Linked DNA regions of Mus musculus: all the other regions are linked to region 2. The links are chromatin loops, found by intact Hi-C in ENCODE. Cell type or tissue: heart. All regions are shown on one strand. Links, peaks and the distances in the headings refer to the core of each region. The heading gives the core; the rest is flanking DNA.

Evidence for each region. Peaks named below come from ENCODE experiments on the same cell type or tissue, not always from the same donor. Only the 100,000 strongest peaks of a DNase experiment are listed, where the experiment ranks them.
Region 1: a loop joins it to region 2, with 3 times the contacts of the local background. A loop is called at or near these places in 2 of 42 quality-filtered maps.
Region 3: a loop joins it to region 2, with 2.7 times the contacts of the local background. A loop is called at or near these places in 4 of 42 quality-filtered maps.
Region 4: a loop joins it to region 2, with 8 times the contacts of the local background. A loop is called at or near these places in 35 of 42 quality-filtered maps.
Region 5: it touches region 2 in a loop (7-fold over the local background); 26 of 42 quality-filtered maps call a loop at or near these places.

Annotation. Positions count from the first base shown.
Region 1 is chr13:15,553,537-15,559,992 of GRCm38, forward strand. The region is part of intron 3 of Gli3 (GLI-Kruppel family member GLI3); the gene reads left to right. Among named protein-coding and RNA genes, the nearest start is that of Gm6556, 92 kb to the left of the region's middle. In heart, for the core only: a CTCF peak has its summit at 3,185; no DNase peak of the experiment used is centred there.
Region 2 is chr13:15,755,805-15,762,260 of GRCm38, forward strand. No RefSeq gene overlaps it. Among named protein-coding and RNA genes, the nearest start is that of 4933412O06Rik, 44 kb to the right of the region's middle. In heart, for the core only: a CTCF peak has its summit at 3,498; DNase peaks (open chromatin) are centred at 3,427 and 3,907; H3K4me3 peaks cover 1,354 bases; H3K27ac peaks cover 1,112 bases; H3K27me3 peaks cover 1,218 bases.
Region 3 is chr13:15,459,775-15,466,230 of GRCm38, forward strand. Gli3 (GLI-Kruppel family member GLI3) reads left to right here and starts at 3,949. Exons shown (of 15, transcript NM_008130.3): 1 at 3,949-4,337. It overlaps Gm6556 (a long non-coding RNA gene), which reads right to left and starts at 4,844. Exons shown (of 1, transcript XR_001780862.2): 1 at 206-4,844. In heart, for the core only: no CTCF peak of the experiment used is centred there; DNase peaks (open chromatin) are centred at 3,407, 3,887 and 4,597; H3K4me3 peaks cover 3,148 bases; H3K27ac peaks cover 2,743 bases; H3K27me3 peaks cover 836 bases.
Region 4 is chr13:14,650,085-14,656,540 of GRCm38, forward strand. No RefSeq gene overlaps it. Among named protein-coding and RNA genes, the nearest start is that of AW209491, 23 kb to the left of the region's middle. In heart, for the core only: no CTCF peak of the experiment used is centred there; no DNase peak of the experiment used is centred there.
Region 5 is chr13:14,667,979-14,674,434 of GRCm38, forward strand. No RefSeq gene overlaps it. Among named protein-coding and RNA genes, the nearest start is that of AW209491, 41 kb to the left of the region's middle. In heart, for the core only: a CTCF peak has its summit at 2,574 (motif pointing right); no DNase peak of the experiment used is centred there.

The DNA.
Region 1 (6,456 bases), core at 1,449-5,448, 200 kb before region 2:
TGTGTGGGGAGGGGAGGAGTGAGGCTGACAGAAAGAGTCTCCAAACCCTTGCATATCTGCTATTTATGAGCTTTAAGACACTGCTTTTCATATCTCTTCTCAAAAGTTCAATGTTACACTGATTCTTGCTTGCAGGGACCCAGGGTAGAAACAATGACCCATTGCTGTGGAGTCTTACAGCTACATTCATAGCTACCTTACAAGGTGTCTAAAACATGAAGGAAGTGGGGGTAAGTCTAGCATTCTGACTTTGAGCTTTTTCTAAGGAAGGTTGAGTGAGAGATGGTGAGTGAGAGGTGGACCAGGTAACTAAGAAAATAACGGTAGCATTTGAAGAAATGCTCTAAATTATGATTATGATTAACTCTAGCTATAGATTTTGGCAAGATAACTTACTAGAAAGCCACACAGATGAGAAAAAGAAAGAAAAGGAAGCCATGTTTTTTGAGGAAATCAGTTAGCCTATAAGATGGTTAACCCCTCCCACACCTCCAAGTTACATCCCTTCACATCAGTCAGCACTGGCTCCCTTGGACCTTGACTCTGATCCTCTCTGCCTTCTGGTTCTGCTCATGTGCGTGATTCTCCTAGAGCAGCTAGACATGATTCTATCAGGTACTGTCTGCCAAAATGCCTTCCTATCCTGGACACCTAAGAGCCATGGGAGTCTTCTAGTTAAACACATTGTTACTGCTTTCCCTTTGGTTGTCATTCCACTGAAGCCACATCTCTTTTGGAATAATGTGATCAGGTCAAAGGCTGTGCTTGGCTTTTATGTTCACCAGATTTTTTGGGGAAGGCTGGGGAGAAGGCCGCTATTCTACCGTAGCAGGGAGTATAGTCAGGGACTGTTAAGTGCCCGACAGAGGTTACTGTGTGGAAACTGGAAGAGATGTATTTCCTTCTGTTGTTATCTTAGGGTTAGTCCTTATGTGCTGTACAGCCCCTTCTATATAGAGTTATAACGTTGCTGGGATTCCCATGAAAGATGATTTGTAGACCTTTGGAATTAGTTGACAGGTTATACACAGAAGGTATATGAAAGCCTTTTTAATACTGTGCAACTAGCACAGGAGAGCCGCCTGTCTTAGTTGACGTGACACTCATGCAAGATGGGACTGTGGGTGTTTTTTCTGAAGCCGAGGGAAGCATAGTGCTGCTTGCCCTTTTCTTCAGTAACCACAGTAATTCTCGATTTTGGTAATAATGTCCCTAGTGATCCTTGTCCGGTGTGTGTGAAGTCGATGTTAATGAGACCTCCCATCACAGCTTAGCTCAGGAGCAGGAATACAGTTTTCTAAAATTGTCACGTGATTTTTTTACATCCTTCTTAATTTGACACCAGCCCAAACAGCCCTCTCCTAGGGTCCTTTCCCTCCAGTCCTTCTGTTTATCTACCTTCTTTCTAACCTTGGATTGAAGCATGAAAACAATGACTCCTGCCCATTTCCAGCTTCTAATGGAAGCAACATTATCCATGGCCCTCCTCCTTTTTCTTGTATAATTAAAGAATGTTACCTTTGATGTCTCTTGAAAGCCGTGTCTCCCATCCTGCTTTGGCTTTCTTGATCTTGTGTCTATAAATCTGTGCTGAGTCCTCACACTTCTCCATGAAAGGGCTCCATTTTCTCTCTTCTGCCTTTTCATAGTTTAGATTAATACAGAGTAACAAAATTCAGTCTTTTATTGCAGTCCTGGTGGCCTGATAACAGTTTAGGTCCTTGTATCATACTTTCTCAGTTATTTGGGCTTTGTTTTGGTCTCCAGTAAATAAGATCTTTTCCACCTTCCTAGAGCCATCCTTTTTTGGGGGGGACTGAAATTTCCCACTGGCCTCTATTTCAGATGAATGTCCTCATCCTAGAACAAAGAGAAGAAAATTTTTTTCTTATTGATGGATTTGACTGTCCAGCCTTTTGACTGTGTCTGTCATTTGTTAAGTGAGCATGTACTTACTGAATGGCCCAAGTGCTGCAAAACACTGAACAAAAAGAGCAGTCCCCTGATTCTGTGGATCATGGAGACCAGCAGACAAAGTCACTGAGAAGGCCTTGAGGGAAAGACAGTTTGGTGTCCTTCAGGAGTATGTGAGACACATAGCTCCTCTGGACATTGTTTTATCAACATCTCTCTGTCCTTGTCTCTCCCAAGATGAAGCCACCCTCTGCCCACAAAGGTTTCTTTAGCTTCCTCTGGGTATCAGTCCTCAGCCCAGAAAACTTTCTGAAGGAGGTAAAAGCCATGCAATTCTAAGGCAAAGACCGGAGGAAAGACAAATCTAGATCAAGGGACATTCTCACTGGCTAGGAGGCCACAGAAAGCGTGCTATCCAAGGGGGAGCTAAAGAAATCTTTTGGGCAGAGGGTGGATTCACCATGGGAGAGATGTTGACAAACCGATGTCTTGAGGAGCTGTCTGCTCAGCCTCAAATCCAGGCTGATCCCAAAGACTCTCGATACATGGCTTTTGTGAATTAACAAACCTCTGGGTAACTTGGATATTGCAAATCGGGAGTTTCTCTGCCTTAGAGACTTGCATTTACCCTGCTTTGAGGATTTACCTAGTCCCCCAATCCCACAGCTTACCTTCTGGGACTTGCCTGGCTGACTGCTCACTCCCACTTCTGGCAGCATTTTATATTTTCATATGAAGACAACATAGTGGCACTTTCCCTTGTTCTCCAACTGTTGCTCTTGTATGTACTAGATGACCCCAATAATCACAGTGTATTGAACCCAAATTACAAGTCCCAGACATGGGAAATCATGTGCTCGCTTTTCTAAAGAACTAAGTATTCTGCATGAAGACAGTTTTTACCTTCAGAATCTCATTTTCACAATGAGAAAACTCAAACCATTGTGTTTGTTTGACTGGGAAGCTCCCGAGTTAGCATAGGACAGTCAAGCCAGAAAAACTGTAGGGAGGACCTTTGTTCAGCTGGAGATGGTGCCAGCAATGGCTGGGAGATGAAGCTGGGGGATTCGGTAGCCAAAATGTCAGAGAAAAGAAGAACAAAGACTCACATTAGTGGAATGAGCCTTCAATCCCCCTGGCCTAAAATAATCTGATGGGAGATGCTGGAACCCTGGAGGAGGAGACACTGGCCTCCCTGTGGGGGTCTTGGTTCTAATCAGCAGACATTGTACTGGTCAGTGGGAGCCCACTCTAGGGAGCGGGTGTTTACCTTGTCCACTGGGGGGACCCAAATCTACATGCTGATTGTACTCTGACTGGAGGGTGGAATTGAAGGAGGAGCCTGTTTCCTAGGAAATATAAAGAGAAGCAGAGAAGTGTACATAGGGGTGCAGAGAAACAAACAGCCCCTCTTCTTTTGACTTGCCTTCTTGGGCTAATTCTACTTTCAAATTGGGCAGGATTTCAGGCTCCTCTCCTCGTTTCTGTTTCTCCCCTTTGTTAAGAATGCTCTCCCCCACCCTCCACTCCACTCCCATCCTCCAGTTCTCAGGGCCTAGAAGGGAAGTGCATAATATGGTGGTTTTCTTGTGGCCTGATTTCCTACCAGAAGGACTATGATCCCTTCCAACTCTGACTCTCTTTTTCCCCTCCCCACTACTAAAATTCCTTTAGCCACAAAGGCTTCTTTCCAGGCCCCCATGTGTTAGAACTTCCTTTGGTCTCTAGGCCTTTGCAAATGTTCCTTTCTCTCTAGACTACTCTTCTAACCTCTTTGCCACAAGACTGTTATATTGTCATTTCCTCCAGGAGACCTTCTGGACTATGTGGATTGATCATTTCAACCCTGTACAAAGCCTACTTATCTAATATGCAGCTCCTCCCCCTGCCCCCCAAAAAGACATCTAGGGGATGATTTTTATATATCTTTTTTTTTAGTTTTTATTTTTTGGTTTTTCGAGACAGGGTTTCTCTTGTAGCCCTGGCTGTCCTGGAACTCAGTTTTTAGACCAGGCTGGCCTCGAACTCAGAAATCCACCTGCCTCTGCCTCCCAAGTGCTGGGATTAAAGGCGTGCGCTACCACGCCCAGCGGGGATGCTTTTTTATATAGTCCCCTTTGTCATTGATATTTTGATAGCATTATGTATCTATTACATTACTGTAAATTGATTACCTAGAGACAAAGCAGTTTGAAACACCTTTCTCAGATTCCTTTCTAGGACCCAGTACCCCTAGTTGACTACATTGACACGACCTGTGCAAGCATATAGCACTTGAAAATTTTCCTCATTTCAAAAACTAAGTTTTTTGAGAGTCTGCTGTGAGTGAGACACTGTCCAGGATGGGGACACTGTGAGAGTATTTGCCATATCATGTCCTTGCTCCCAAAGCTGCTGAGAGGAGACACATACCGAATACCAGAGACCTCAAGAAGGAACAACAGATGGTCCCCTGTGGATGGTGCAGCTGGAGATGTGTGATGGGTGCTGTTGCTGTTGTTGCTGCTGCTGTGAATGTGTGTGTGGGGGTGGGTGGGTGGGTGGGTGGGTGGGTGTGGGAGTGTGGATGTGGGGGGCACCCTGCTCAGGAACCAGAAGCCACAAAGTTGAAGTGATAGTCTAAGAAGGGACAAGTGTGCTAAGAAGGGACAAGTGTGGTCCTGGCCATGAAGTGGGATGGTCTGCGGAGACAAGTGGGAGGTTCGGTTCATCTGGCAAGGGGTGGGTAGAATGTAGAAAGAGTGCATACCTAGCAGGCTAATGTAGCTGCCCACCTAGGAGGCTCCCTCCTCAGACACTGTGGCCCAGACATGGAGCCCCACTCCCCGAAAAACATTTTATAACATAGCCTCTACCCTTGAACTTCTAAATTTACGTATTTCATGAGATGTTGTCAAGACTTCTCTTTTGATAGATGAGGATATCAAAGCCCATGGGAGCTGAAAAAGTTGCCTGTTTTATAAGGTGTGAACCCAGTTTTACTTAAAATCTGAGGTTCTTCACTTGTGATTAATAACTGGCAATTTCAAAGATGGTCCAAATCTATGCAAGGGCCAGTTCTGATGGGCACTGTGTCAGACTGACTAACTAGAGGACACTTAGAAACTTTGTCTGTCTTAAGGCCGTAGTATGGAGTAATGACAGTGCTTTATGTAGACTTGGGGTGCAGGTGTTTTTGGGGTGCTGTCTGGGTGCAACACTAGGATGAAGAGGCTTGTGGTTCTTTTTGTTATTTGGCTCCATCCTAGTGTTTGGGCGGCTGGTTCTGGTCATTCTTACCCCCCACCCCCACCCCCGTCACCACCAAAATATCTTAATTTATGTTTTGATGTGTGTGTGTATGTGAGCTCACGCATGCAAATGTGGTAGCTGTGCAGTCCAGAGAAGTAATCACATTCTCTGGACTGAATTTCAGGGCATGGCATGGGGCGCCAAACTCAAGTCCTCTGCAGGAGAAGTAGGTGTGACTTCTTTGCAGCTGAGTCATCTCTTCATCCCTAATTTTGGTCATTTTTACCTTTGTGTTCAAGTGGGTATGATGTGGAGGATCATGAGGAACTTCTAGTTAATTAATACTTTCTCAAAGAAAGTGAGGTTACATATAACTTAATTATAGGAAGGCTCTGGGTTCTCTTCGTGCTCCATTAGCAATCACAGTAGGCGCCTGTGTGAAGTACTTACTTGGCTAATCGTTGTTCTGAGGACCTCACTAAACAACTTTTGTTTGTTTGCTTGTTTGTTTGTATAGAAACTCATTTTACCTTGAAGAAATTGAGGGTCAGGTAGACCTCCTGAAGCTGAGCTCCAGGCCTGGGGTTTGGGCTGAAGGAGGGAGGTCCTGGGTGCATGGCTTTTCTACTTTGTTCCCCCAATTGTGCTCTTTTACTGGTTTCTCTTGATGCTACAGTAGTAGCACTGGGAACACAGGGCCTCTTTGGACCAAAGATCTCCTATTATTTGACCTCCAGTTCTAAAGAACAGTGACAATGTATTAGGGACTTTGCTATATCAACAAATGGCACAATAACTGGTGTTCTTTATACATTTTCTGTACATAGAGCCACAGGTAACATCAAGGTCACTCAGTGACGCTTAATCTGCCCTTCTCAGTGGCTTTTCGTAGGGCAGCAACCTTTCCCTGCATCAGCAGGGGAGGAAATGTAAGGGACAATGTACCAACTTTAGCTAAATACTTGGGGTTTTTATTTGGAGGGTTACAAAGTAGGGGACACCTAAATGTCCAGTGGTCTCACTAAGATGGACAGGACACTTCATTGTTTCTTGACTTTGGCATCTCAGATAAATGATTGAGGGACCAGAAGGGTAATTTATGAGAAAAGATGAAAAAGACAATGTGGATGACAAAGCTTATGACAAAACCTATACAGGCTGAAGCCAGACATGGCAACTCCTGACCAGTCACTGGAGAAAGACACTGAGTGGAAAAAAATTGTGGCGCCAACTGAGGAAGCCTCTGGCATCTTCTGCTTATTCAGGGACCTGCAGCTAGGGCTGCTGTTTGCATTAAATGTATCCATGAGC
Region 2 (6,456 bases), core at 1,334-5,333:
TGTAGTCACACCCTAAAGGTATGTGCTCACAGAAGCCCACATCTCCCATAGTCTCTGATATTGACTTTGATGCCTGTGATTGCTAAAGACATTAAAGGTGAGATCTGGGAAAGCCAATCAGACTGACCCACTGACCTCGCTTCACTATTTAGGACCAAGTTCAGCCCAGCTAGACCTTTCAACTGGCTGTCCTCGGACTCAGAGATGCTTGCCTGCACCCGCCTTTCATCTGTTCCTGTGCCGAGCGCTCGGCTCTAACCTGTGTCTTTTCTCTGCAACATTCAGCCCAGAATTTTGTCTGAAATTACTTGGAAAGCTTGAAATGTAGGAAAGGTTGAGGTCTTCTAAAGGAACAAACAAACAAAGGACAAAGCAAAGCAAAACAAAACAAAAACCAACCAGCCAATCAACCAAAGAACCAGTGATGGGTGATAACAGTAATAACAAAAATACCTCATCTCTAAGACTCTTTGTCTAAAGTAGAGTCAGTTCCTTCAACTTTCCTCCCACATAGTCAGAGGATTCTCTAGGCAGGGCAGCAACTGATCTCTGGTGTTGGAACACTGAAAAAAAAAATGCTAACAAACCTCATTCAGTTCTCATCTACCAAATTTTTGTCTTCAGACCTTTTGTTAAGTCAACATGTTAACCTTTACTTGTGGTTATTCAGTGAATTACTCATTCTCAAGTGTTCCTCTGTGTTTGTGAATAAGCTGTCTTTTCTTCTGAGGATCTGTTCATTGTGAATCTGTGGCTTCCAACTTTTCAGCTAGGAATGAAGCTGAAAAGTTTTGCTTCCAACATTGTTCGCATATCAGTAAAATCCTCACAATTTTCACCCAGAGCATGAGGTCCCGAAGTGGACAAAGGCAACTCCTAACTGTGTGATGGCTATTTCTAAAAGTGATGGTAGTGAAAAATGGGCAGTGATGTTGGAGGATATGCAGTGGAGATGCAGTCAAAAGAGTGCAGCCTTCAGAAAGAACTGAGTCCAGGTCAAACTCCGTAGGTGGCTACAGTTCAGTTCCTGGGCTCCGCAGGAGACAGACAGGGATGTGTTCAGATGATAAATGAACCCTCACTGAAGGCTTGTTGTGAGGACAAGATGAATGAGCCATGCAGAGCACACATCTCAGATCCCACAGCATGCAAGGGCTTGGCTGTTAACGACTGTTATTGTGAACTTGCTCTGTATAACCCTGAGCAAGCTATCTGATCTTTCTGAGGCGATTTAACGTAGCAGGGCACATATGGATATTTGTGGTAGCAAAATCTAAGTAAGGCACCGCGTTGTTTGGTACAGTTTCCACCAAATAATAGGTCCTCTCTGATTGGTGCTTTAAGCTCCACTGTAGACCATAAGAGCTAATGAGGTGAGTTTTATAAGAGACGGAATAGTCTCACAAAAACATTGGCACATGGCTCCTTTAGAATAGAGATGTTTGAGGTGACCTTAAAACCACAACTACTCTTTAATGTGATCTATTAATGGTTTTCTCAACCTGGTCCATACTCCATCTGTCAGCCCTCACCTCATGGTCCATTTCAGACACTCTGGACTGGTGAACTGATGGGTCATAGTTACCTAAGCTCTCCATTCAGGATTATCTGAAAAACATGGTTCTTAGCCCTGCTCTACAACTGCTGGGGAGAGTCTTGGTTAGGCTTAAGTGTTATTAACATATAAGTCCAGGGTGTGGCACCAAATCATGAAAATGAGGCTCTGGCAGAGCCAGCCCAATCGTGGGCTGTGCAAAGAGACATGAACACACATACTGAAACCAACCATGAGGTCCCACATTCTTGGACAACTAGAGAAAGTTCCTTGGAGACCAACTTCTTCCATCCAGGTCTGTGGAGACAGGAATATACCAGGGCCAGGGTCATGGGACACGCCTTCATTGGGATGTTGTCAAAGAATGAGCCACTTTAAGGTTTCTTAGGTTTTAACCTTCAATTATCCCTGTGTAGTTAATGTCCTCAGCCACATGGTTTTGAATTGTACTGTTTATTTAGTAACTCCACAGAACTGCTGGAGTTTGGCTGCATCTCTCTCCAGTTACAGAATGAGTAATCCTGAATACCTGGTAACACACGTCGGGGAAGAATGATAGACAGCACCTCCTAAACAAACTCTACTGCACATGCAGCGCCTTATCTGCTTTGTGTCTAATCTTTAATTTCACAGAATAATATCTTACTAACAACACTTAACAAGTGAGTGAAAGGGGGCTACAGAGATGGGTCAGCAGATAAGAGCACTTGCTATTCTTGCACGGGACATTAGTTTGATTCACAGAATCCACACTGGGCAACCTTACAACCAACTGTAACTCCAGCTCCAGAGGATATCATGGCCTTCTCTGGCCTTCCAGAACACTTAGACAGGTGGCATGTAGCAGAACACGAGAGGGAGAGAGAGAGAGGGAGAGAGGGAGAGAGACGGAGAGAGAGGGAGAGAGAGGGAGAGGGAGAGGGAGAGGGAGAGGGGGAGAGAGAGAGAGAGAGAGAGAGAGAGAGAGGATGGAGTATGATTGTGATAGTCGGGATGCGGTGTTGGGGATATAGATCCATTGTCCAGAACCTCTCAGAATATGCCAGAACATAGCTTCATCCTGCTTAGGAAATGAAGTCCTAGCCATAACTGGTCAGAGGAACCTGATGACAAAGCTGCCCCTCTCTGAGGGCAAAGGCAAGTGCCTGAGTTACCTGGACATGGAGAGGGGGGCTCCTTTCTACTTACCACTTACTTTAGCTGTGGAGCCCCAATTGTCTCATCTACCTAACAAGATAATCAGGACAGAATGAATTATATAGGATGCCAGTGGGCATCAGGACAAGGCTGAACATTGTTGCTGTGCTTCCAAATACAGGGTTCAACGAATTCAATATGGATAGGCAACCCTTCCAAAGATGAAATAAAGAGGATGCCAAAGGGAACCAGCTGACTAGAAAAGGCACTCTGTAGGTGGGGGTAGGAAGGCGTGGTGCATAGAGGCAAAGCTGATGTATGGGCAAGACTGTGGCTTGGACACACAGCCCACACCGACAAAGAAATCTTGGATTGGGGACACCAGAACTGAATTTTACAGAGTAGCTAACTGGGACGTATACTTTTGGGAGAATATGGAAGAAAGTGAATGGGAGAAGCTGCAGCTTCCTTGGGCGATTAAGCCTCATACACAACGGTAACAGAGCATTTCAATCAAAGAACAGCTGCTGTTGCACGGTGCCAGAGGGAGAATCCTTCCAGTCCCTTTTCTGCTGCTTCTATTTCCGGTGTTAGCCAGAGAAAACAAAACAAAACGCATCTTTGGAACACACTACCATCACTCTCCATTCTCATGGGACGCCGCTGTCCTTTTTCCTTCCCCTTCTTCCTTCTGGGCGACCCTTTGCACACAGGGGACGACCCAGGTCCTGGGGCGCAGAATCACGGTTTAGTTATTGGCTTCCTCGCTGAACCCCTTTGCTGTGCTGCTTCCGCCACCGCGCGGCGACATGCGGAATGGCTGCCCGCAGGCCCGCGCTTTACTTTGCCAAAATCCCCAGGAGAGCATCGTTCCTCTCGGGTGTTAGCGAGAACCTACGTGAGCAGATAAAAAGCGTCTTGGTTTGACTATTCCAGGCATGTAGTGTTTAGAATCAATCGGAAGCTGCTGGAGAGGGGCGCCGCTTCGTGGAGTGGCTTTCCTGGATCTGGGCCAGTCTCTTCTTAGCACGAAATACAAATAAACAAGGATTCCTCGGTGGCGCAGGCTGTATTGGCGGATCTGCTGTGACAAGAGCGCTGTTGCTGACAGGGTGGGTCTAGGCTCGGTTTGGCATCTCTACTGTGAAGCAGCAGCCGGCAGCATCCCGCAGAGAGCCAATTCAGCATTCTTGGAGCTGTTTTTCCTCTTCTCTCCCCCTTCCTTACTCTTTCTGAACAAGCAAAATGACTTCCCTCAGGCCCTTTGGGAGATAGAGCATGAGGCCTGCCCCAGGGAGCCTTGTGCCTAAGTGGATAACAGTTCCGCCTTTGGCAAACCAGTTTCCTTAATTTCACAGTGGGCCCAAATCACCGCGCAAGGACAGTGAAGATTGAATGAGGCTTCTTTGTCTCGTGCCCACTTCTGCTCGCATGGCCTAGCAAGGTGCTCCTTTTACATGTTCCCTTTATTCAAACTGTTTGCCTTATCTGTGACCAGGCAACCTTTCAAACACGAATGTAGAGGAGATCAGGACAGCCAGAGCTACTAAGCATGTAGAGTGAGGGCAGATATGGGTGACCACAAGTCCTGGGGGTGGGGTTGGGTGGGGGTTGGGGTGGGGGTGGTGGGGAGAAGAAGGGGGAAACAGATCTGAAAAGCAGAAGAGGAGAGAGGTGGAGTCAGCTGGCTAGTGCCACATGATTGGTCAGGGACAGAGCTGGCCCAGTGTCTACTACCCAGAGGAAAACAGGACAGCAAGAAAGGGGTCCTTCTCTACGGGGGCCTTGGATCCAGAATACTGTGTGAGAGAGGACAACAAAAGCCTGGAAAATGACAAAGTCTGGGGGAAGAAGCTTCCAGCCAGGGTGTCAGGAGGAGAGCCCATTAGGGAGGGAAGGAACCGGGCACCAGGAGAACATCTCTTTGACTTCAGGTGCTCTGGGAATCACGCGCATGTGAGTGGGAATCTCAGAGTCAGGATTAGTCTCTGAGAGCCTTGATTCAACTTATTGGTCTCTCTCTCTCTCTCTCTCTCTCTCTCTCTCTCTCTCTCTCTCTCTCTCTCTCTCCCCATCTCTCTCTCTCTCTCTCCCCATCTCTCTCTCTCTCTTTGAGACAGGGTTTCTCTGTATGGCCCTGGCTGTCCTGGAACTCACGCTGTAGACCAGGCTGGCCTTGAACTCAGAAATTCACCTGCCTCTGCCTCCCGAGTGCTGGGATTAAAGGCATGCGCCACCATCACTCAGCGGCATCTCTTCGTATATAATTGTGTGTGTGTGTGTGTGTGTGTGTGTGTGTGTGTGTGTGTGTGACTTACTGAGTCCAATTAGTACTGGCCTTTTGTTCATGTGTTTACATCTGATCACTATGATTGGAGCTCCTTCCTGAACAAGAACAAAACAAACAAACAAGCAGGTTCACGGGATTTAGAGTTGGGTAGGACTGTCTAGAACCTTCATAGCATTTCTGACAGTGTGAGAGCTCTGAGGAAAATGCTTTCTGGTCAGTATCAGTTTCATTTCTGTCAGTTCCATGCCCAAAGTATGTGGTGTCTTCAGCAATAGGGAATTAACATCAATTATTCAAGCGAGCAAAAGCAATGGTAAAAGTCTATGTTGTTGTGGGGTCTTTCGAATCCCATCCACCAAAAACTCAAAGTAAGATATCACTTGCATGGCACTGTGTTTGTTTTCTTTTTTCTGTGGGGGTGGGGGGTGGCGGAAGAGAGGGGTGGGAGGTTAGTCTATGGTTTTGGGGGTGGGGGGATTAACCCGCCATTAAAGCTACATCCATCTCTATGTCTGTCTTCTGTATATCATCACTTGAATAAAAAATTCCCACAGTCATGGGTATTTCAAAACTTGGTCCTCAGATAGTGGCTCCGTTTAGGAAGGTTTAGGTGGGACAGCCTAGCTGCAAGAATTATGTCACTGGGGGGCAGGCTTTGAGATTAAAACGCCATGCATACTTCAAATTTATGTTTTCAGATTTCTACATGTGGTTCAGGATTTGAGTGCTGAGTTTCCTGTCCCCGCCACCATTGGCTGCCATGCTGTCCCTCCTGGTAATAGCCTTTTACCCTTTGGAACTGTGGGCCCAGATAAGTCGCTTTTCGTGAGCAGTCTTAGTTGTGGTATCCAGTCGCAGCAGCAGAAGAGTAGCTGATTCCAAGCAGCTATTTGTATTTTCTTGGACTTCAGTCAGTTTACTGTGTTTGTTTTAAGTTCATTTAAGTGTTTGCTCATGAAACGTGTGTATAATTGTTCTTTTCAATTCTGTGTCCTGAGGTTAACATTTACATAGGACTGGCATTCGGGGGGGGGGGTGGGGGGGCAGCGATGACATGCTAACCTGAGTCTTCTCTTCTCCTCTCCTCTCCTCTCCTCTCCTCTCCTCTCCTCTCCTCTCCTCTCCTCTCCTCTCCTCTCCTCTCCTCTCCTCTCCTCTCCTCTCCTCTCCTCTCCTCTCCTCTCCTCTCCTCTCCTCTCTTTCCTTTTACTTTTCTTTCTCTTCTTTCTTTCTTTCTTTCTTTCTTTCTTCCTTTCTTCCTTTCTTTCTCCCTTTCTTCCTTTCTTCTTTTCTTTCGCTCCCCTCCCCTCCCCTCCCCTCTCCTCTCCTCTCTTTCCTTTTACTTTTCTTTCTTTCTTTCTTTCTTTCTTTCTTTCTTTCTTTCTTTCTCCCTTTCTTCCTTTCTTCCTTTCTTTCTATGATGGGACCAGGACATATGACTTTATTTCACTGGTTGTGTGTCTGAGATTCTATT
Region 3 (6,456 bases), core at 1,325-5,324, 300 kb before region 2:
TGGTTCAAGTGGGTACTGCTCTTGCAGAGGACCTAACTTTGGTTCCCAGGCAGCTCACAAATGCCTGTAACTCAAGCTCTGGGTGATCTGATGCCCTCTTCTGACTCCTAAAGGTATCCCCTCCCACTATGCAATGTATATCTACCCACACAGAGACACATGCACATGAATAAAAATAGTTCTTAACAAATTATCTGAGGCTCAATTCTTTATAAAGCAAAAGGGTTTATTCAGCAGAACTTTAGGACCCGAAAGTTCAAGATGGAGAGTCCTCGACAGTTTGACCTCTGGAGTCATGACACTAATGAAGTGGGAACACACCTAATGCTCCCACATAGTGAGACAGGAAGCCAGAGAATTGGAAGGAATCCTCCTTGCTCTATTATAAGCTTGATTTCTTGAGAATAACTAAGGCTATAACAGCATTAACATATTCTTTTCAATAGGCAAGCCAACCAATGTGTATTCCACTTCGTAATGGTTTCAATCATCTTAACACCAGTGTTCTGAGGCCCAGGCCTCCAAACAAACCCCTGTGGGTCAACGTTGCTGAGTTGACTTGTGCCCTCTTCTTCTTAAAAAGAAGTGCTCATCCCAGGAACTTCAGAAAACTAGCTTATTTGAAAACAAGGCTGTAGATGCAATTAGTCAAAACAAAGTCAGACTGAAGTGGCATAGGCCACAGCTCTCAACTCCATAAGAGGAGATGAGTGCAAGGAGAATGCCTTAAGATCACCCAGGCAGAGAGATGGGAAGTAGCCGAAAGCCAAGGAATAGCAAGCAGATCAGGGGCTCCTACAAGAAGCCTGTGAAGGCAAGGATGGCTTTCCCCACACTTTGCAGGCAAACACTGGCCCTGTCGACACTATGACTTAGCATCCTGGCATTCAGAAATGTAAGTTAGTGCCTGCCTTGTTTAAGCCATCAACTGCATAATCGCTTGCTACAGCAGTGCTGACAAACCAACAAGAGGGTTGTTAAGTCTCTTGCCTCATTATGGAAAATAAATCCATCTTAAAGGTTTAAATATTGTGAGTATAGCTCAGGGTATCTGTTGCTGTGGCCATGGCCACAGCAACTTAGGGAGGAAAGGGTTTGTTTGGTTTACAAGTCCTGATCACAGTCCATCACTAAGGGAAGGACTCAACGCAGGAACCTGGAGGCAGAAACTGAATCAGAGACCATAGAGGAGTGTTGCTCACTGGCTTGTTCCCTGTGGCTTGTTCTGCCTGTTTTCTTATATAACCCAGGACCATCAGCCTAAGTGTGAAACTGCCCCGTAGTGGGCTGGGCCCTCTCACATCAACTGTTAATCAAAAAATTTACTATAGGTGAATCTTATGGAATATTTTCTCAATTGAATGTCCCTTTTCCCAAATGACTCTAGGTAGTGTCAAGTTGACAAAAAAAACTAACATAGAGGACTTATGACATTAAAATTTCCCAAGAGATTTGTAGTTGAAATGACTAGTGATGAGGTAAGGCAGGAATGACTGTATAAGAGTGGGATTCAGATGGATTAAGGAACAGTCTCTTCCCTATGCATCCTACCTAATGGCTCCTTAATTAACAGAAGTCCCTCTACTGAGTTAAGAGATAACTTAGGAGCCTCTGCAGGACAGGAGGTGGGTGATGCATAAGATTTAAGGTTCCAATTTTAAGGACACCCCACCTTCAAGAATTCCTCTTGTTTCATTTTGGGATTTGTATCCAAGATTTCCCTGGGCAAAAGAGTTATGAAGCTAACATGTATTGAAACTCCATGACATTATTTAACTCACAGCGAGGCAATTTTTTTTTTTTCTTTACCATTTCTGTAAACCATGTTCACGTGCATGCGTTTGTCAGCCAATCTGAGTTGCCCACCTCTCCTAAGGTGAGGGAATCAAAGTTTAGGATGCAAAGCGGAGTTCCTTCTTGGTTATTAGCTAAGTTCTGATAGCGTGGTGGGAAGGAAGCTTTGCAATGTTTTTCTTTGTTCCAGTGTTTTTTAGAACCCCAAATCAAGATCTTTATGACTCAGAATGTGCTGCGAGACTGTAAGAAGTAAAAGTCAAAATTTATATTTTATGCCCGGTGATTTATGGGCTGTCCCTTTTGCCACTGGATAAGCAGAGAAAACTATCAGGATGCAGTATTTACATTCTCGCGGTGGAGGCAGCAGCAGCCCCAAATGCCAGAAACAATGTATCTGACATTAATGAAACACACCATCCCTCTGACTAACTTGAAATACCAAAAAGGAAAATAGTTCTCACACACGATGTCGTCTTTTATAACTTTGCAGGTATAATCTCACTGGAGATCCATAGCCGTCCCGGGACTTAGGAGGACTGCATTTTCTCGCTCATCTACTGTGGGCTCAGAGTCTACAGAGGCTGAGGGAATACTCTGGGGCCTGGGGCCAGTTACTGAGGGGAGGGTTGGGGCTACCTCTGTTGATATTCCTGCACTCCGAGATGAGTGAAGGATGTTTCACTCTTTGCCTTACAGAGTGTTGTAGCGGAGAGAAAGCTTAAAAATGGCTAAGAAGTGTCTGGAGCCCCACACTGAAAGCTTAAGTCACTCTCTGCTTTTGTCTTTGTCATAAGCAACAAGTCACCAGAAACAAATAACGAATACACTGTCAATTCCGTTAAAAATTTTCCCCAGTTTAGCACGTGAATTTCAAAATGTTCTTCAAATTATTATAGCTATTCATCCACCCACTCTGCCTTCAAGACGGCTGCCACAGAGCACCCTGAGCACCAAGGCACTCCTGGTGGGCCAACTGCTTACTCCGGTATTCTGGAATGTCTCTTGGGTTTTCTTCTTTCTTCCACCCCCTTGAAATCCTCCCTTTCAAGTAACAGGTTGGGGTGAGTACCTGGATGGGGAGAGAGAGATGAGTGCACTGGCCCGTTGAAGTAACATGGGTCTTTTAAAAGAAACCAAGGACAGGCACTCTGCATCTTAAGGAAAAGAACCCCGTGCAAGTCAGGGTTCTCAGCTCAAGTCCCGGTTCCCAGCTCGGGTCTTTGTGTTCTTTGCAAAGTGGCCCACGGGGACAGTAGGCTGTACGGCGAGACGTCCCAAACGGAGTTTAACGCAACGGGGAGGAAAGTCTTCAACTTTCAAAAGCATCATCCCGCGAGAGGAAGTTTCAGGCTTGGCCTAGGGAAAAGTACCAGGAGGTGTGCGGGGGTGGGGCAGTGGCGATCTGAGAGGTCTCTAGAGAAGGAAGGGGAGTCCAGCCCGAGAGCGGAGTTGGGGGGGGGGGGGGCGAAGAGAGGCGGCATGGGCGAAGCGCCCGGCAGCGCGCGAGCCCCGGCTGCTCGGCTGCGCGGGAGCGCAGGCCTGGAGGGCTCGGGTGACATCACCCGCGGGCCCCTTCCTCCTGCCGGGTGGGTGGGGCCTGGCGCGCCGCGCGGGCGCGGGGTCAAGGAGGGGGAAGAGGAGGAGCAGGCCTGGATGTGTCTGTGTGAGGACCCGGGAGGGGCGGAGGCGGTGGAGCGCGTGGCTCCCGGCTGCCCGCGCCAGCCCTGCCCGGCCCGACGCGCGGCCTCAGTGCCGCCCCTCAGCGCAGCGCCCTGGGATCCGCGCGCGCGGAGCGGGACCCCGCCGGGCGCGGCCTGGAAAGGAGCGGGAAAGCAAAGTAAGGCGAGCAGTCTTCCCAAGTTTTTAAACCAACTTCGCCCCCTGCGGCGGCGGCGGCGGCGGCGGCGGCGGCGTCGTCCCGCGGCTCGGCGCGTCCCCCCCAGCGCTCCTCCGAGTGGCGGAAATTAGAGGGACGGGGCGGGGGTGGGGGCGCGCGAGGGAAGAAGGAGCCGGGAAGGAGAGCAGAGTCTGACCACATCTGTGAAAACTTGGGGAAGGAGGGCGGGGAGGAGGAGGAGCGCAGGAGCGCGCGGAGGGGAGCGCGAAGGGCGCGCGCGGCGGAGCTCAACTTTTGCAACCGGGGCGCTCGGCCTGGACGGGCCCTTAGTCGTTGAAAAGTCGACTTGACGGTCGGGGGGCTCCTTTCTTTCTCTTTCTCCTCCCACCCGCGGTTGAACCAAATCAGAACTGTCACTCAGGGCCGGTGACTCAGAGGGATCAGATTACAGGATCCCTGAAACTGATGCGCGGGCTGCAGCGGCGGGAGGGAGCGGACCGGGCCGCACCGCCGGCGCCCGCACACTCGTCCGCCCGCCCGCCGCTCCCCTCCTCGCCCGCTCGCCCCGTCGCCGGCCCACGCCACACCATGCCCGCCGGGGCCGCACGCTGGGATCAGTCAGGCCATCCACGGTAGCCCGAGTCCGCCTGCCGCTCCGCCGGCGCAGGTCTGTGGATTTGGGACCTGACAGCCAAAGCCGCAGGTACGTCCCGCCTGAAGTTCTTTGTTTTGCGGGCCCCGCAGCCCTCCCTGTCGAGCTTCCCGGCGGCGTCGGAGCGGCTTGTGTGCGCTCGCGCCTTCCCGCGCTCTCGGGGATCGGGTCTCGGCTCTCCGGACTGCAGAGCTCCTGCCCCAGGGCGCGCGGACCAAGTTTGCAGCGGCGGCGTCCGTGCCTACTTCTCGCCAAGTGCTGCGCAGAGCTCCGGGAGTCCGGAGCTGCGGCTGGTCCTCGCGCCCCCGCAAGCCGCAGCTTGGCTTGCGCGCAGCGCCTGGGGATGCGCCGAGCCGCCGCTGCCCCGCTCTCCAGGGTCCCGCCTTCACTTCTGAGGGTGGGGGTGCGGGGTGAGCGGATGGAGGGCGCGCCTCCGCGGTGGGAGAGGAAAAGTGAAAGTTGTGCCATCTGTGCGTGATTTGGAACTCTGTCTCTTCCTTTCCAGAGGTAGAGCAGAAAGAAAGAAAAGAGAAAGAAAGAAAAGTAGCCGTGGCCCTTGCGGTAACCAAGAGGCCGAATTTGCACAGAGCAGAGTTGGGTACGGATCACTCTACTCTGCTGGGGACACTTAACTTTCTGGAGTTGCAGTGGGACCCCGAGGATGTGGCAGAGTTAATATTGATCATACATTTGAATAGTTGGTGAAGCGACTTTTCAGCAGATGGCCACATGCCCTCACACTCGGCCCGGCCTTTGCTTATTATCCTTTGATGAACTTAGTATCCTTCTGTGAACTTTGTGCCTGTGTCCCGGAGTGCACCTTTTTGAGTACCAAGCCATACCCCCCCTCCCCCCAGGCTTTCTTGGCTGTGTGTGTGTAAAGACCACTTAGGGAAGTTTCCTGCACCGCGTTTACCCTTTCTCCTCCCCCAACTTGGTTGTAGATTCTGGCCTTGGGTACAGTGCTCATGGCCCTCTGCCAGTTTATATGTACATATATTTATGTAAAACATTTTCTCCCAGCTCTGTGCCAGCTGTTCCACATTTTCCAGCTGCCACTTCAGTTTGAAATGATGGACTGTCGTCCTCAAGTAAAAGAACTCTTTAGTCCGAGGTATGGAGGGCCGGCCGCTGTGCAAATACAGGGGCAGTGCCATTAGCCCCGCTGGTATTATTAGTTCCAAAAACACCTCGTGCCCTTCTTTTCCTCTCCTTCTCCTCCTCAATTACAGCTTTTCACAGCCCAGTACGTGCACTCTGCTGAACATTCAAGTGATTAACCCCCCACTCCCCTTTCTAAATGATTTTGTGCAGAACTTGGATGAGGCCGGCAGGCTGGTTAGCTAGCTTGCTTCTCTTTTCTTTCTTTCTTTCTTTCTTTCTTTCTTTCTTTCTTTCTTTCTTTCTTCCTTCCTTCCTTCCTTCCTTCCTTTCTTTCTTTCTTTCTTTCTTTCTTTCTTTCTTTTCCTGAAATATGTGTCTGGTGGAAATAACTTCTAGAAAAAGAGTTGCAGCTTGAGAGCATTGGGCATGGCTGGGGGAAGGGGAACTGTGCTCTGCCATCTGAAATAATCTCATTTTAGTCTATTTTAGGGGAAACCTTTCCTTCGTTCTCATGTCACAAGCTTGCACTGTTTGATGTCTTCACGAGTTATAGACTGAATTCTTCAAGAACTGGCCTAAAGTATTAATTTTGAGTATTTATGTAATTGCTCTGTAATTTGAATAGGTGCCTTATTGATTGATTCCTGTAATTATTTCATTTGGGTTTTAAATTAAAAATTAATAATAGTCTGACAGTTTCTTAATTACACGTGTCAAGATTATTTTGAAGCAGGAAAATGCTGTTTTAAAATAGTGAAATAACCTCAGAATCACTTCATTTTTCTAAGGCAGCGCAATAGAGGATATATTAAAGCAGTGGAGATTGGTTTTAACAATGTAAACTGTGCAGAGTATCTACAGAATTTGTTTATGTTAGGAAATATTGGCTTTAACAATCTGGTCCACGAGCTCTGTGGCCAGTTAGATTATAGTCAGACCTTAAAACAAACATGAAATAACATTTAAATTAGCTGAAATTGCATATTTATACAGAGCAGAGAGTTTATTTTACACTAAAAGCTATTTAATTAGAAACTCTCCGCCTAAGGGGAGATCCTTTCAGGGT
Region 4 (6,456 bases), core at 885-4,884, 1.1 Mb before region 2:
TTTTGAGTACTTTGATTTTTTAAAAATTGATGAGAATTTCAACTGTCTACAGAGAAAATGCTTCAGAGAATCTGCTTATTCATGTACACCATCAACAATATTACTCAAGTATATAATATGTTCAAGAATAGGTCTTACTGACAAGTTCTGGAGGGTAACTAACAGTATTATAGTCAATACCCTGATTGTTTGGGGGTGGGATTCTATGGAACCCTATTTGCCAACAATCCAGAAATAGTTAATCCTTTCCTAGCACTAGGCTTTTTATTTAGTAGTGTACAAGGCCTAATTGTGTATTTTTATTTATTTATTTATTTCTATTGGTTATTTAATTCTTTATATTTTAAATGTTATTCCCCTTTCTGGTTTCCCCTCTGAAAACCTCTGTCCCATCCCCCCTGCCCCTGCTTCTATGAAAGTGCTCCCCTACCCATACACCCACTCCTGCCTCACTGCCCTAGCATTCCCCTATGCTGGGGCATCAAGCCTCCACAGGACCAAGGGCTTCCCCTTGAGTTGATGCCAGATAAGGCAATTACATATGCAGCTGGAGCCATGGGTCCCTCCATGTGTACGTCTTGGATGATGGCTTAGTCCCTGGGAGCTCTGGGGGGGGGGTGGTCTGGCTGGTTGATATTGTTGTTCTTCCTATGGGGTTAGAAACCCCTTCAACTCCTTCAGTCCTTTCTCTAACTCCTCCATTGGGGACCCTGTGCTCAGTCTAAAGGTTGCCTGTGAGTATTTCCATCTGTATTGGCTAGGCTCTGGCAGAGCATCTCAGGGGACAGCTATACCAGGCTCCTGTCAGCAAGTGCTTCTTGGCATTAGCAATAGTGTCTGGGTTTGGTGTTTGCACATGGGATTGGTTCCTGGGTGGGGTGGTCTCTGGATGGCCTTTCCTTCAGTCTTTGCTCCACTCTTGGTTCCTGCATTTCCTTTAGACAGGATCAATTCTGGGTTAATATTTTTGAGATGGATGCGTGGCCCCATCCCTCATTCAGGGACTGGAACTAACATCTGAATGTAGTCTCTACCGGTTCTCTCTCCCCTTTGTTGGGTATTTCAGCTAATGTCATCCCTGTTATAATCTGGGAGCCTCTTACTTTCTTGGCATCTGGAACTTTCTAGTGGATACCCCCAGTTTCCCATCCCTCACTGCTACATACCTCCATTAAAATTCATGACACTTGGTATTTCTCCCCCAACTACTCCCACACCCAATCCTGCTCCCCTTTCCCTCTCCCTTCTCTTTCCGTCCCATGTCCCTTACTCCCTCTACCTCCCATGGTTATTTTGTTCCTCCTTCCAAGTAGAACTGAAGCATTCCACATTTTGATCTTCCTTCTTATTGAACTTCATATGGTCTGTGAGTTGTCTTGTGGGTATTCTGAGCTGTTTTCCTAATATCCACTTATCATTGAATACATACCATGTATGTTCTTTTGTGACTGGGTTACCTCATTCAGAGTGTTATTTTCAGATTCTATCCATTTGCCTGTGACTTTCATGAAGTCATTGTTTTTAATAGCTGAGTAGTACTCCATTATGTAAATGTACCACATTTTCTGTATCCATTCTTCTGTTGAGGGACTTCTGGGTTCTTTCCAGCTTCTGGCTATTATAAATAAGGTTGCTATGAACATAGAGGAACATGTGTCCTTGTTATATGTTGGAGCATATTCTGGGTATATGCCCAGGAGTAGTATGGCTGGCTCCTTAGGTAGTACTATTTCCAATTTTCTGAGGAACTGCCAGACTGATTTCCAGAGTGGTTGTACCAGCTTGCAATCCCACCAGCAATGGAGGAGTGTTTTTTCTTTCTCCACATCATCTGATGTTGCTTGAGTTTTTGATCTTAGCCATTCTCACTGGTGTGAGGTAGAATTTTAGGGTCATTTTGATTTATATTTCCCTGATGACTAAGGACATTGAACATTTCTTTAGGTTCTTCTCAGCCATTTGGTATTTCTCAATTGAAAATTCTTTGTTTAGTTCTGTACCCCATCTTTTAATAGGGTTATTTGATTCTCTGGAGTCTAATTTCTTGAGTTCTTTGTATATATCAGATATTAGCCCTCTATCAGATGTAGAATTGGTAAAAATCTTTTCCTAGTCTGTTGGTTGCCTTATTGTCCTATTGACAGTGTCCTTTGCCTTACAGAAGCTTTGCAATTTTATGAGGTCCCATTTCTTGATTCTTGATCAGCATACACCATTGGCATTCTGTTCAGGAATTTCTCTCCTGTGCCCTTATCGAGGCTCTACCCTACTTTCCCCTCTATAGGTTTCAGTGTCTCTCAGTTTATGTGGAGGTCCTTGATCCACTTTCACTTGTGCTTTGTACAAGGAGATAAGAATGGGTCAATTTGCATTTTTTCTACATGCTGACCACCAGTTGAATCAGCACCATTTGTTAAAATGCTGTCTTCTTTTCTTTGGATTGTTTTAGCTCTTTTGTCAAAGATCAAGTGACCATATGTGTGTAGGTTCATTTCTGAGTCTTCAATTCTATTCTATTGATCTTCCTTCCTGTCTCTGTACTAAGACCATACAGTTTTTATTACTATTGCTCTGTAATACAGCTTGAGGTCAGGTATGCTGATTCCCCCAGAAGGTATTTTATTGTTGAGAATTGTTTTCGCTATCCTGGTTTTTGTTTTTGTTTTGTTTTGTTTTGTTTTTGTTATTCCAAATAAATTTACAAATTGTTCTTTCTAAGTCTATGAAGAATTGGTTTGGAATTTTGATGGGGATTGCATTGAGTCTGTAGAATGCTTTCAGAAAGATGGCCATTTTTACTATATTAATCCTGCTGATCCACTGAGCAGTTGGGAGATCTTTCCATCTTCTGAGTTTTTCTTTGATTTCTTTCTTCAGAGACTTGAAGTTCTTGTCATACCAATCTTTGACTTGCTTGGTTAGAGTCACATCAAGGTATGTGATACTATTTGTGACTATTGTGAAGGGTGTTGTTTCCTTAATTTCTTTCTCAGCCTGTTTATCCTTTGAGTAGAGGAAGGCTACTGATTTGTTTGAGTTATTTTTATGTCCATTCACTTTGTTGAAGTTGTTTTTCAGCTTTAGGAGTTCTCTGGTGGAATTTTAGGTGTCATTTAAGTATATGATCATATCATCTGCAAATAGTGATATTTTGACTTCTTCCTTTCCATTTTGTATCCCTTTGATATCCTTTTTGTTGTCTAATTGCCCTAGCTAGAACTTTAAATACTATGTTGAATAAGTAAGGAGAGAGTGGGCAGCCTTGTCTAGTCCCTGATTTTAGTGGGATTGCTTCAAGTTTCTCTCCATTTAGTTTGATGTTGGCTATTGGTTTGCTGTGTATTGCTTTTACTATGTTTAGGTATGGGCCTTGAATTCCTGATTTTTACAAGACTTTTACTTTTGGTTGTTGTAATTTTTCAAACGCTTTTTCAGCACCCAATGAAATGATTATGTCTTTTTTCCTTTGAGTTTGTTTATGTAGAAGATTGTTTTGATGGATTTTCATATATTGAACCATCCCTGCATCCCTGGGATGAAGCTTACTTGATCATGGTGAATGATCGTTTTGATGTGTTCATGGATTTGGTTTGCCAGAATTTTTTATGAGTACTTTTACATTGATACTCATACAGGATATAGGTCTGAAGTTCTCTGTCTTCGTGTGATTTTGGTATCAGCTTAACTGTGGCTTCATAGAATGATTTAAGTTGTGTTTCTTCTGTTTCTACTTTGTGGAACAATTTGAAGAGTATTGGTATTAGATTTTCTTTGAAGGTCTGATAGAATTCTGCACTAAATCCATCTGGTCTTGGGATTTTTTTGGTTGGGAGACTTTTAATAACTACTTCTATTTCTTTAGGGGTTATGGGACTGTTTAGAAAGTTTATGTATGCTTGATTTAACTTTGGTACCTGCTATCTGTCTAGAAAAATCATCCATTTCATCTAGATTTTCCAGTTGGTTTGAGTATGTAGTAGGATCTAGTGATTTTTTTTTTGAATTTCCTTAATTTCTGTTGTTATGTCTCCCTTTTCATTTCAGATTTTGTTAGTTTGGATACTGTCTCTGTGCCCTCTAATTATTCTGGCTAAGGGTTTATCAATCTTGTTGATTTTTCTCAAAGAACCCAGCTCCTGGTTTTGTTGATTCTTTGTATAGTTGTTTTTGTTTCTACTTGGTTGATTTCAGTCTGCGTTTGATCATTTCTTGCCGGTCTACTCCTCTTGTGTGTATTCGCTTCTTTTTTGGTATAGTGCTTTCAGATGTGCTCTTAAGCTGCTAGTGTATCTTTTCTCCAGTTTCTATGGAAGCACTCAGAGCTATGAGTTTTCCTCTTAACTCTGCTTTCACTTTGTCACATAAGTTTGGGTATGCAGTGCCTTCATTTTCATTAAATTATAAGTCTTTAATTTCTTTCTTTATTTCTTCCCTAACCAAGTAATCATCGAGTACAGAATCGTTTGGCTTCAATGTTTATGTGGTTTTCTGTTTTTTTGTTTGTTTTTTGTTTTTTTAATGTTGTTATTGAAGACCATCCTTAGTCCTTGATGGTCTGATAGGATGCATGGGATATATTTCAATCCTTTTGTATCTGTTGAGGCCTGTTTTGTGAAAAAAATTATATGGTTAGTTTTGGAGAAGTACTATGAGGTGCTGAGAAGAAGGTATATTCTTTTGTTTTAGGATGCAATGTCCTACAGATATCTGTTAAATCCATTTGGTTCATAACTTCTGTTAGTTTCACTGTTTCTGTTTAGTTTTTGTTTCCATGACCTGTCCATTGATGAGAGTGGGGTGTTGAAGTCTCCCACTATTATTGTGTGAGGTGCAATGTGTGTTTTGAGCTTTAGTAAAGTTTCTTTTATGAATGTGGGTGCCCTTGCATTAAGAGCATAGGTGTTCAGAATTGAGAGTTCATCTTGGTAGAATTTTCCCTTGATAGATATGAAGTGTCCTTCCTTTCCCTTTTTGATAACTTAGGTTGAAAACTGATTTTATTCAATATTAGAATGGCTACACCAGCTTGTTTTTTGGGAACATTCCCTTGAAAAATTTTTTCTTGCCTTTTACTCAGAGGTAGTGCCTGTCTTTGTCTCTGAGTTGTGTTTCCTGTATGCAGCAAAATGCTGGATTCTGTTTACATATCTAGTTTATTAGTCTATGTCTTTTTATTTGGGAATTGAGTCTAATAATTAGGTTTTTATGGCTCTCTTCTTTTGGGTTTGTTGTAAAAAGATTAATTTCTTGCTTTTTCTTGGGTATAGTTTCCTGCCTTGTGTTGGAGTTTTCTATCTATTATCCCTTATAGTGATATATTTGTGGAAAGATATTGTTTAAATTTGGTCTTGTCACAGAATATCTTGGTTTCTCCATCTATGGTAATTGAGAGTTTTGCTGCTTATAGTAGTCTGGGCTGACATTTTTATCTCTTAGGGTGTGTATGATATCTACCCAGGATCTCTTAGGGTTGCTGTTGAGAAGTCTGGTGTAATTCTGGTAGGTTTATCCTTATGTTACTTGATCCTTATCACTTTCAATATTTTTTTCTTTGTTTTGGGCATTTGGCATTTTGGTTATTATGTGATGGGAGGAATTTCTTTTCTGGTCCATTCTATTTGGAGTTCTGTAGGCTTCTTGTATGTTTATTGGCATCTTTTTCTTTAGGTTAGGTAAGTTTATCCTTAATTTTATTGAAGATGTTTACTGCCCCTTTGAGTTGGGAATCTCCACTCTTTTGTATACCTATTATTCTTATGTTTGGCCTTTTCATTGTGTTCTGGATTTTCTGGATGTTTTGGGTTAAGAGCTTTTTGCTTTTTTACATTTTCTTTGACTGTTGTGTCAATGTCTTCTATGTTTTCTTCTACATCTGAGATTTTGTGTTGGAGACACCGCACATTAAGCTTGAGATGCCTGGTACCCCTGATGACAAGGAAGAAAATCCTGCCAGGGGTACTGTGATTCAGAGCACAAGACAATGGTCTCTTGTGGGCCCCAGTATGAGTACTGTGAGGCCCCAGGGTCTGCTTCTTTGGTGCAAGCAATTCATAATGTCATTTCCACAATTATTCTTAGTACTTACTATTTTCTTTATTTACTATTCTCTTTCTTTCTTTCTTTCTTTCTTCCTTCCTTGATTAAACCAATATTTAGTGACCTGGCAAGGTCTAGTAGGAGCCCACTTGATATCCAGAAATTAGATGTTACCAATAATATTAAAGTGAAGGCCATTCATGAATTCAAGAGAAATGTATGTTATAGTCAATCACTCTAGGTAGAAATGATAGTAACCTAGAGCTTCAGGCAGAGATGAATAATTCTGCAGCTGTTCCCACACTCTTAGTCTCAATCCTGTGTAATAAAAATAGGACATTTTTATTATAAAATTGAGGATGGAATAATATATAGATATTTCCCAGAAAGTTAGCAATGGGTTCCTTGCATTTAGGGACG
Region 5 (6,456 bases), core at 940-4,939, 1.1 Mb before region 2:
TTTTTATTTTAAGTTTTATTTCAGTTTTGCGTTTTTCTTTTGAGATTCCATCTCTTTATTAAATTTATTTTCATATCTTGAATTGTCATGATTCCACTCAAGTGTTGAGTTGTGTGTGTGTGTTTTCATGATCTTTATTCAGACATTTATTCATAGCCTTCTTTGAGTTTCTTGAAACATTTATAGTTGGTATTTTTAAAGTTTATTTCTTGTAAGTCAGCTAAGTTGCTTTACTCAGGGAATATTAGATAGGGGGGCTAGTTTGTAAAGAAAGTGTCTTCGTTAAAGAAAACCATTTAATTGGGGCTTGCTTCAAATAGATGCCTCTTTTAGGCCAGTCCTATGGAGGGGTTACTAGTTAAAAAAAAAAGACATGAGTAGAACTGAGCCTCAATAGGTATTGGAGGTGAATTGTAAATCAAAAGAGCTTTTGTAATTTTATCTTGCTTACCATTTATGGGGTGGCATCTATTCTAGCCTTTAGATTGATCAGCCTAAGTAGTTCTAGGTTACCCCACTGTCTTCACCAGGGCAAGTCTTCAGAAAATGCTTGTAAAGAGGGGATGCTCATCTGCAGTTAACTCACCCTGATCTGTGGTAAGGTAGACAGGAAAAATCCAGGTAGACACAACTTAAGACATAATTGGATCTCTGAGTTGTTCCTGGGGTAACTGACTTACTCAATTTCTATGATCATGTTTCTGCATGACCTTTATTACTTTTGTTCCCACTTTCTGCCTTTAAATGATATCCTGTGTTGTTTAGAATTTATTTATCAAACAGGTCCACAGTGATCTGAAACCCACTCTGTTATCCGACCTCCTACCTTAGCTTTCCAAGTGTTAGAAATACAGATTTCATTCACCTGGCTAAAATCTTCCCATTCTTACACTTCTCTTTTTACCAGTTCTTCTGATTACGAATTAAAACAGCCTGGCAGTGTCTCCATAGACTTTTCTTTCTTAAAAATATAAGATATCTATTATTTATTCTTTGAGAATTTGAAACTCGTAAACAATGCATTTTGATTATATGCATCCAAACTTCTCTCTCCCCTCTTCCAGGCATGCCCAGCAGGTTTCCTTTTCATTTTTCTTCATGTCCTCTCTTTATTTGATCTATCTATCTATCTATCTATCTATCTATCTATCTATCTATCTATCTATCTATCTACCTACCTACCTACCTACCTACCTACCTACCTATCACTCCTGAGCCCAGTGAACGCTGCACATTGGAATGTTGTCTGAACTTTTTGTATTGACTTTGTGCTTGTGTTGTGCAGGTAACCATGGTTGCACTGAGCTAATGAATGCAATGGTCATGTCATGTTCAGAAAACATCATGTCACAGCACTCCTACCCACTCTCCTTTCATTTTTTCTACCTTCTTTTCCATAATGTTTCTTGAGCTGTGATGGGTGTATGTGATAATGATGTCCTATTTTGGACCGAACATAGACTAATTATTAAATGCAACTATGAGTTTATTTTTAGTAACACTGAGAACTGAACCTAAGGCCTTGCACCTACTAGGCAAGCTCTCTATCTCTTAACTATAACTCTAGCCCTCTTACTTCTAATTTTTTATTGAAGCATAGTATTTTTAAATCTTTACACAATAAAAAGATGTTTGTTTTTTGTGTATGATGTGTTCATGAGTTTTCAAGTATGTGTGATGATGGTAATTATGACTGCTTAAAATGTGTGATAAGTGAGTAGGAGTGTGTGAGTAGTATGAATGAATATGTGTTTGTGTGTGCATATAACAGATGAAAGAGATGTATCTATGTATGGTATATGGGTAACTATATATAAATATATAGCAGAACCATGGATTTTATATGATCACATGTGTTGTTATATATATTAATATCTAATATAATTTAATGAAATATATGGATATTGGCCATATGTCTGTGGCAACCATTATGATTGTGTGTGCATATGTCTGTGGTATAGATGCAGTTATATGATTGTGTATGTGTAATATCTATTTCAGATCCATAAGGTATGCATGTGCAATATTTACATGTTCTTTGACTTTGATGAAAAATCCACTCAAATGATAGAAGTCTCCTGTACAGACACAGAACATACACCCCCCCCCCCAGTCCCCATTTCCCTGGAAATTGTTACAGCTCTGACCCGGAGCTGTATATCCATAATGGAAAGGGAATTCATTCCAAATAAACAATGTCTATAGGGCTGAGAAATTCTTGAGAAAAAACTCAGTTTGGGTTCCTATTCACTCTAAGACATTTAGATGTAATATTTGCTGATATGCTTTGGTTATGAAATACTTTGGTTAAAAGATGAAGGAGGTAATTTAAGTTAACTGCAGCTATTATATGTCCTTTTTCTGGATCTATTTTTGAGGATTGTCTTAATCTATGTCACAAGTGCTGTCCTCTCTGGTCAAAGGCCACTTGCTTCTTTGTCCTTTGGCTTTTCAAACTGTCACCCATTGTTCCAAGTGTTAATAACCAAGAACACACATGTCCTGATTTCAGCTCTTAGCCTGGTTTCTGCATTGCAGTGCAATTGGTTAATGCTGTTAAGATTCGGATATGCTGCAGCCACCAGAGGGAGTATTCTGTCTGAATTGGAATTGCCTTTAAATTCACTGTACATTCATGTTTTCTCCTTGTAAAACGTTAAAAAGGACATGTCAGACAGCCTGATCTGTGCATTTGATTACATATAGTGTCATGTCTAGAACATGCCTATCATCCTGCCCAACAGGATCTTCCAATTCTTCCAAATCTCCCTATGCCTTTGATAGGGGAAGTCCATGCCTCTCTTCATCATTGATCTCAAGGGAGCCTTGTAAACTCTGCATCCCATTCCTGCCATCACTGTAAAATCATGGTATGAGGTTGTACTTCAACAAAGTTTCCTTTTTGTTCCTTCATTTATAAAGTGAGATAACTAACAATGTTGAAGAAGAAACAAAGTCTCAGCAATATAAATTAACTCAGTGCTAAAGTTAAATCCACAACCAGAGATTAGCATCTAAGTCTTGAGGAGGGACATGGACAGGGAATGCTTGATCTAGGTCTCCATCCAAGGGGGCAGAAACATTTCCAGGATAGGTGGGTTCTTTTCACACGAACAACATACAAACTTTAGGATTGCTGTCCATTGTTGTCCAATATGTTGGCCGTCTGCAGCCTTGTTTGTATGAGGCTGAGGGACCTCACTTTTTAAGTCCAGGAAAATAAACAATTGGTAATTTTCTGTGGCTTCTGCATGAACCTCACATCTTTCCAGGAAACAGGGTCATTTTAATAAGAAGAGCAATAGATAAGCATTCTATGATTCTATTCCTTCTTGATTAACCAGTGTTCTTGTGGTCCTTTATTCCACCACTGCTTTTTTGAGTTCTTGTGTGACAGATACTGAGTTATCTTGTATAAACTTAACCACAAGACAAATACTTAATCGCCACAGCTTATAAGCAGTACGAGGCTAGGTACAACTTGGCCTTTTTATTTTATATAACTTTATTTTTATGTGTGCATATGTTATTTTATATGATGTGCATATGTGTGCATAGGTGTGTGGGCATACATGCTCACCCACTTGCAGACAGAAGTAGATACAGACTGTTCTTGTCTATCACTTGTAGCCTTATTTCCTTGATAAAGGGTCTCTTGATGAACCAGGAGCTTCCAATTTTTGGTTTTGTTGCTTGACCAAATCCTCAGACATTCTTTTGTCTCTGCCCTTTTGCTGACTGTGACAGGTACAGATGTCTGCAGTTGTATCCAGCTTTTATGAGGACGCAGGGATCTGGTTCTCATGTTTGCTAGCAAATAGTCTTACTCACTAAGCCACCTTCCCATCCCAGTTTGATATTCTTACATGTACACCACTTTGTAATTCCATAGGTCTGGTGATATGAAATCTCACATTTCCCCCCTTGATGCCTTCAGGGTTATTCCTTTATTTATTATTAAGTCTAACTCAATATCTCCAGATCTCTGTCTTGCCTGCCTATAGGAAGTTTATATTTCCTGGCCATTTGTGATAGACTAGAACTGTGTGACTAGTTCTGGTCAATGACATAGGAATGTCTGGTATTTCACTTCTAGGCCAGAGCATCAATACCAGTTCTACACTAGGGACAACAAGCTCCAGAGAGAAATTTCTGCTTTAGTGTAGACAGGGAGAGTTTTTAAATATGTGGGTCATGGATATCCAAAATGCTAAGCTCTGGATTATATTTAGAACTCAAATTTGTAATTACTAGGTATAATAGAGCTTATTAGTTGGTATTTTAGAAAACTAGCTAGCTATGTAGTATAAATCTTTGGACCTATTTCTAGAGCACTGATTGCCCTAGATGTTAATGAACATATAGATGCTCATCTCCTACCACATTTTTCTGATAACTTCACTCAAAAGTTCAAGTTACTCATAACTGTTCTGTTCAGGAGCTACCCTAGATTTCAAATTCCCACACAAGCATCCACTTGGTTAGGTTTCATAGTAGTTTTATTCATTGGAAAAATGTTGAATATTTGCTATTTCTTTTCTTTTAGCTTTTTTATTTTAATTGTTGAATTTTATTTTATATGTACTTGTGTGGGGATGTCAGATGCCCTGGAACTGGAGCTAAAGACAGTTGTTATAGACCGCCATGCTGAAAATTGAACCCAGATCCTTTGGAAGAGCAGTTAGAGTTCTTAACCACTGAGTCATCTCTCCAGCTCCACACTTATTCTTTTGAGAGGTGTTGATTAAGAAATGAGGAAAACTTGGGAACATTTCTAGGGCTTCAACTTCTAGACAGTGCTTTCCTGCTTCTTGGATGCTGTGAGACCACCTGCAGGTGTGGTATACTTGTTAATTTAGATGAGGAATACTAAAAGGTCCTAAGTGAAGTCAGTGCTTGTTGTCATTATGCTAATGCAGTATCGAATATTATTATTTAATGTCCTGAAAACAGCTGGGTGAAGAATGAAAGTCTCCTACCACAGCCAGTCGATTCTTCATATAAAAATGCAGGTTCTTTTATTTTATTAGGGGACAAAAGTACTTCAAGCAGATGAAAATCAAGTGTGTACCAAAAAAGAGACCTTGTTTTCAAACTATAAAATTTCAGTGGTCTATGACTTTAGATCTAGAGCAAAGAAGAGTCAAGTTTCTCTCCATTGTACCTTCAGAGGTAACTTAAATACATGCCTGTTGAGAACCTGTTAGTGTCTTTGTATTCAACAAATTATATATTAAAGTAGCTTTAAATATTCTGAATAAAATAATTTCAGAGATAGGCTGAAATATTAAAAAAGTATGACAATAAGTACTAAGTACTTAGTATGAAAGTTAATTTTCCTTTATGAATAGAGACTATCTTTATTTTAAGAATTTCCAGATGTATATATCTCTGATTTCCAAAATTTTGGTAAGCAAGGTTCTATGAACGAATATCTTGCTCATAAATGCTAATGGAATTCAATGTCTAAACTTGCTCCTTTCTTCTTATATCAAGATCTATCTGGACAATCCTGGAGATAGAAAACCCAGGAAAGAGATGAGGAGTCATAGATGCAAGCATCACTATCAGAATACAAGAGATAGAAGAGAGAATTTCAGGTGCAGAAGATACCATAGCAAACACTGACACAACAGTCAAAGAAAATGTAAAATGCAAAAAGCTCCTAACCCAAAACATCCAGGAAATCCAGGACACAATGAGAAGACCAAACTTAAGGATAATAAGTATAGAAGAGAGGGAATATTCCTAAATTAAAGGGTCAGTAAATATCTTCAACAAAATTATACAGGAAAACTTCCCTAACCTAAAGAAAAAGATGCCCATAAACATAAAAGAAGTCCACAGAACTCCAAATAGACTGGACTAGAAAAGAAATTCCTCCTGTCTCATAATAGTCAAAACACCAAATGCACAAAACAAAGAAACAATATTAAAAGCAGTAAGGGAAAAAGGTTGAAGAGGTCAGCTCAGAGCCATTGGAAAATTCCACCAGACCCCTTCCCTCCTGGAAGAGACAGGTCAGAGAGCCCATAGGCCAGAGGGAGAGGCTGAGTAAGCCCCTACATCCTCATTCCCCGAAGACCAATCAGTTTAAAGGGCTCACTGTTCCACTAATCATATTGTGCCTAGTTGCTGATGCTCTATTTGGCCCCTGGAAAACATATAAAAACTCGCAGAAAGGCTATTGCGGCATCTCCTTCAGGTCTGGGACGACCCCAGTGCAGTAGAACAATAAAGTCCTCTTACTTTTTGCATTGATTCCTGGCTCCAAGTGGTTCATTCAGGTGATCTCTGGTAAGCTAAGGCTCACCAGTCTTACTTTTAGTGCATTGGCTGGGAATCTGACTCCTAGTGGGAACACACTGGAGCATTGAATTGGAGGTCTTGAGCTTTTACCAGGGTTCCTGTTTGTCTTACTGTTTGTCAAAGTCTGAGTCTGTAAGTCTGTTTGAA